Linked DNA regions of Homo sapiens: region 1 is linked to region 2. The links are chromatin contacts, found by Hi-C in ENCODE. All regions are on one chromosome and are shown on one strand. The core of a region is the stretch at or near the end of the contact, and the rest is flanking DNA. Distances in the headings are between cores, read along the strand shown.

The links. A loop is a pair of places that touch in the nucleus more often than their neighbours do. Pooled maps may share reads with other maps.
Region 1: a loop to region 2 is called in a pooled map, with 5 times the contacts of the local background. The contact joins the promoter of SEMA3C here to the promoter of GNAI1 in region 2. A Hi-C loop is called at or near these places in 6 of 50 pooled maps.

What each region holds. Positions count from the first base shown.
Region 1 is chr7:80,917,581-80,920,542 of GRCh38, reverse strand. It overlaps SEMA3C (semaphorin 3C), which reads left to right and starts at 1,492. Exons shown (of 18, transcript NM_006379.5): 1 at 1,492-1,715. RefSeq lists a silencer at 1,226-1,355 and an enhancer at 1,903-1,972.
Region 2 is chr7:80,133,266-80,136,185 of GRCh38, reverse strand. GNAI1 (G protein subunit alpha i1) reads right to left here and starts at 1,355. Exons shown (of 8, transcript NM_002069.6): 1 at 908-1,355. The coding sequence starts at 1,025.

The DNA of each region.
Region 1 (2,962 bases), core at 243-2,742, 780 kb before region 2:
AACACAAGAGGTGGGCCCCAGACACATGAAAGATGTGTCTCACTCACCTCTTCCTCCTACCTGAGATTTCATTCAACTTTCCCACTGAACAATGATTTTGCACCCCCAGAGGGGTTTTCTATGATACAGTTTATAAGAATTTAATGATTGTTTCATTATGTGAATTGTCAGGTATAAGGTGGAGATATTACACTCCACGTTCCTTCTGTAGAGTGACATCTGCTGGGCTGTGCCCCACAGTGATTTTAAGCAAGTGCCTGCTTGTTTTATGGGGATCAAAGCTCATTTCTCCCGATGTTTAAACATCTAGTTTATTGTGGTCCGGAGAAGTAATTTTCACTTAAACATCAAAGTCAGTTCCAGAGTTTAACGAGTGTACCTGAAAGTAATGCTGGAAAAATACCTCTGATGTATTTCTGTAGATGTGTGGTTATGGCAATCTGTTGGCATAACTCAGAACAGCCTCTCCACATAGAATTGTCAAATAATTTCTTCGTGTAATTATGTTTGGGAGTATGGTTGGGGACAACGTACTGGATATGAGTCAACGTGGAGGGGTCAACAGAATTACTGCTTTCAGGGCATTAAGGAAACTCAATAGGAAACAATACCCATTAAAAGGATACACTTGTGCAACAAGATTGTCGTTTATCTTGACCTGTTTTAGAAAACACGCAACAGAGGCCCGGCGCGGTGGCTCTCGGCACTTTGGGCGGCTGAGGCGGGCGGACCATTAGGTCAAGAGATCCAGACCATCCTGGCCCTGTCTCTACTAAAAATACAAAAATTAGCTGGGCGTGGTGGTGGGAGCCTGTAGTCCCAGCTATTCAGGAGGCTGAGGCAGGAGAATCGCTTGAACCCGGGAGGCGGAGGTTGCAGTGAGCCATGATCACACCACTGCACTGCACTCCAGCCTGGCGACAGAGTGAGATTCCCTCTCCAAAAACAAAACAAAAAACAAAAAACAAAAAACAAAAAAAAAACGCAGCAGAATAAGGACAAAACTCACGTCCTTTTAAAAACGCATCTCTTTGCCTTAAAAGGCTGCAGTGATCCTTCCCTGGCAAAAATAAAAAACCACAACTGCTTTGCACTTTGATATTTACGGCCAGGCAAAGCCTGTGTAAGTCTTCGAGAGCCGCCGGCAACAAAAACCGTGGAGCGCACCCAGCAAGTTGCTCACTCCGCCGCGGACTGCGAAAGGAGCAGGGTTGCGGAGCTAGGGCTCCAGCCTGCGGCCGCGCATTCTTGCGTCTGGCCAGCCGCGAGCTCTAAGGGTCGGCCCCGCCCGGTCCGCCCCCGCGGCTCCCTGCCAGGCTCTCGCGGGCGCGCTCGGGGTGGGGCCTCGCGGCTGGCGGAGATGCGGCCGGGGCTGCGCGGTGGTGATGCGAGCCTGCAGGGCGGCGCGCCGGGGCAGCCGGAGCCGCGCGCCGCGGCGCTGTAATCGGACACCAAGAGCGCTCGCCCCCGGCCTCCGGCCACTTTCCATTCACTCCGAGGTGCTTGATTGAGCGACGCGGAGAAGAGCTCCGGGTGCCGCGGCACTGCAGCGCTGAGATTCCTTTACAAAGAAACTCAGAGGACCGGGAAGAAAGAATTTCACCTTTGCGACGTGCTAGAAAATAAGGTCGTCTGGGAAAAGGACTGGAGACACAAGCGCATCCAACCCCGGTAGCAAACTGATGACTTTTCCGTGCTGATTTCTTTCAACCTCGGTAAGCTAAATTGGTCATTTTCCGCATTACAGATTTAGCAAAGTATAACTTTTTTGGCCTGTATATTGATTTTTCATACATTGGTATGCTCAAGCCTGGACATTTTCTTAAGAACACACGCGGTTTGTCAGGGAAGCTTTCCCCTTGCTGAGAGCCCTGCTCGAGTTGTTTCTTTAGGCGGTGACACCTGCGGAGAGTTTCAAGTTGAGTATTACAGTGCCTTCAAAGGCAAAATTGCTCCAGAGGAGATAAGAGAATTCTTTTCTTAATGTGTTGTTAGTTTGCGATCAGCAGAAGTGAAAACACCAAGAGGAACGTCTGTGTCTGAGTTAAAGGGAAGAAGTTGTAAGATACTGTTGGGGAGGCGGGGGTGTATTTAAGACACTTGGCTTTCAGTCTTTCACTCCTCATCACTAGGTGGGATGTAAATCAAATTGCCCTGTAGACTATCTTCGTTTCACCTGCCATTGTATCACCAGTATTCTTTGCAATTGGTTGTATATGTACTTTTGGGAGAAACATATAAGGTAAGATACCAATATGTAAAAAAAATGTGTAAATAATATCAACTTGCTCAGTAAACATAACAAAGGTTAGGCATATTAATAGTTTTTTTCTTTTGGCTTTAACTATGAAGTCAACAGAACCAAGGGGTAAATTACTGAGGGAAAGTCACCCATAAAATCAGTTTCTTTCTAAGTTAATTTAGGGATGACAGGGTGAAGAGGTTGTGGAAGCAGGAAGAAACTGTTTCTTTTGAAAATTACCAACACAAACATCTCTAGAGTTTCCTCCATCTGTGTGGTAAAAGAAGCGTACAATTTCATTTCTAACTCTCATAACATATGCACCACCTAGGAAATCTACTTACAATTTTTGTTTAAAATTGCATATTCCATTTAATTCTTTTTATTCTGTATTAATGAAGCTGTCTTTTTCAGTTGTTAGTGGTTCTTACAAAGAATTTAATAATTTTGACTATGAAATTTTAATTTGAAAAGCCAAATAATGAAGATCAGCATTGTTGTAACCTGTAAAAATAAATTTCTTTACTGGACTCTTGGGTCACTTTATTGTGTAATTATGGTAGAAGCAAAATGATTGTGTTTCTTTAATGGTCCTGAGTTTATTTTACATGATGTAGCCACTAGAGCTCCTGTAGGTTTATGGTAACACATTATCTGGTCTTCCTTGGGATTCAGATATTAGTTAATAGCATGTACCAATTTTATATCTATAGTTTGAAG
Region 2 (2,920 bases), core at 106-2,605:
GAAAACCCTGGTTTACTCTTTATTTTCTTCCCCGTCAAACATTTGGAAAAGACCTCCACGTAGCGTTTCACGAACAGAACAGTGCTAAGAACAAATAAAAGCCTTGCGTGTACCTGGCAAATCTCATTCATCAGAAACGGTGGCAGCGGAGACAGAACCCTGTTGTCTGGCGTGACCCTCTCGCTCTTTCACAGCAGTTTTCACCACTCGAGTATCTGCCTTGCCTACTACTAAAGCAAAGCTTCCCAACCCCACTTGGGTGGCTTCCATGCCCCCACAGCAAGAAAAATCAAGCATCCAGCGCAGCCTTTTCTCAGCGCAGGGGGAATGTAATCAGCGCTCCTTGACCACTTAAGGAGTCGCCATAGGAAGTTAACAGGAAAGACGCTTCAGCCCCATCTCAGAGGCCCCACAAAAGGTGCACTGATTTCACCAAACGTGGCACTCTGGGCATGAGAAAACCACAGTCGAAACACAACCTACACCGCACACGAAGAAGGGTTTTCCGGGAGGGGGTTGGTGGCGCGGGGGGGGGGGTGTTTTCATTTTCTAGCCGCGAATGCCCCTTCATCTTTACAAGGCTGAGCTAAACTTCAAAGCAAAGGGTTTCCACGCGACCCGCCGCCTCGGACTCGCGCCTGGGCTCTTTGCTGGGTCGCACGAAAGCATCCGAGTGAAGTGACGCGCCCGCCCCGCCGCGGGGAGTCCTCGCCCGCCGGGGCGGAGAGAGACCAGACACCGGGAGAGGGGGACCCGCCTTGCCTCCGCACCGCCGGACCCAGCTCCCGCTCAGAAGCCTCCTCGGGCGCTTCCTCCCCCTTCCCTCCGGGTTTCCAAACGCCGAGGGCCGCGCAGCGCCGCACCCGGTCCCCCGCCGACCCCCGGGCCCCGACCCGGCCGCCCTTACCGAGCAGCAGCAGCTTGACCTCGCGCGCCGCCTTCTCGCCGTCCTCACGGAGGTTGCGGTCGATCATCTTACTCCGCTCCACCGCCGCCTTGTCCTCGGCGCTCAGCGTGCAGCCCATGGTGCCGAAAGCGAGAGCCTGCCGCCGCTCCCTCCGCGCCCGAGTGCGGGCTCCAAGCACAGGGGAATCCTTTCTCTCTCCTAGCGGGCGTTCGAACGCCTCCCGACGGGGGCCACGCCGCCCCCACCACTTCCTAAGCGGAGTCGAGGGAGACGCTGTCCGCAAAGGGGCAGACAGCAACGGGCGGCTGTTCCTCACGACCAGGCTCTGCTTCCCGGCCCGGCTCAGCGCCCCCAAGTCCCGGGTTTGGGGTTTTGAATCTCTGGGTACAGTGGCCGCTGCACTCCCGCCGGTGGCCGCGCCGCAGCCTCGCCAAGCCCAGCCGAGCTCGGCCTCCGCGCGCCGCCGCGGCCCCGCCCCTGCCCGCCCCTCCCACCACCCCGCGACCACTCCCAGAGCGCGCGCCCGCGCACGTGCCCTCGGACAGCGCCCCCCGGCCCCGGACCCCGGCGCCGCGCCACCACTGAGGGCCTGGCGCCCCCTGGCAGCGTCCCCGGGGCGCGCCACTGCCCCGCGGGGCTGTGGCCTTCTGCCCTGGGCGGGAGTGGGGTAATTTCTTTCCGTTTACTCACACGGAGGGAGCTGTGCGTACCTGCCCCTTCGGGTGGGGGTGGGAGAGCTGCCAAAGTTGCCGAAAAAAGCCAGTTCTGGGCGTTTGAGCATGCCCAGCGCCGGCAGCCACGCAAGGTTTTTCAAAATGCAAATCCCTGTCGGCTGGTTTCAGGGCCGTGAGAAACAGGGAACTGGGGAAGGAATGGAGCCTGGTGAAACCAGAGATGGGCACAGTGGAGAACAGGAAAGTCGGGGGAGGGGACTAGAAAAGGGCACCAAGGTCACTTTCTTCCTACCTTTTGCTTCTCTTTCCTTCTTCCTATCCCTCCCTCTTTCCTTGCACTCTCACGTTTTTCACAAGAACGCATTTTGAAGGATTTCCTCGTAACCTAAAAAAAATGGAAGACAAATAATCAAAAGTATTTTTAAATGACAAGAGCAATAAAACACACCCACACAAGCCAATCTCCACATCGTAGCAGATCTCCTCTAGAGCAGCACATAAGCTTCCATGCCAAATTTGGAGCCAATATTTATGACCGTGTTTGTAACTCCTGTACCATTGGGCATGCCATTTTTACAGGCCTTAGCTTCTTTGCCCATAAAATGAGGAGTGGATCTATGGTGCTATCTCCCCATCCTTCCAGCTGTAACAATCGGCGGAGATAAGTTCCTGTGGCCCGCGGGAGGCATTGCTACTCAGCACCCAATGAATGAGCAGAGGCTTAAGATCTCATCTCTCCCTGTCAGTTGCACTACACCTTTCCCCTACAGATATCACAGGAAGCGTTAACTGATTAGAAAATGGGGCTGGTAGCAAGGAAAAACATGGTCCTTGATGTACTAAAAATTGGAACATGCTCCCTGGTTTTCATCTGGAAATCTTATTCTCTAAAAATCATTTGGGAAAACTGGGCTTGAGTTTTCCAAGGTGAGGCTGAACTGATGATACAAGCAGAATAGCTTTCGAGTAGGTCACTGAGACCACGCTTGTGAGCTAGCAGAGACTGAGTTGCCTCCTTATGGGACATGTCCTTTCCTGTTCTCCTATGGGAGTCACACCACCTGCTGGGCTGATGAGATGCAATTTCAAGATCTGCCTCAACTATAATCTTTTGTAATATAACAACAAAAAGGAACAATCTTTAAATGTACTTAGTCACCTTCTACACTGTAATTCTAGGCACTCTAAATGCTAATGTGTATCAGAACTCTGGAATTAAACTTAAGGAAATCAAATTTCAACACACTGTGTATTAGCCATTCTTAATTATCTTTTATGGTGAGTCTTTCCTATTAAGTTCGGACCAGAGTGTGGAACCAACAGTTTCAGCAAAAGAAGA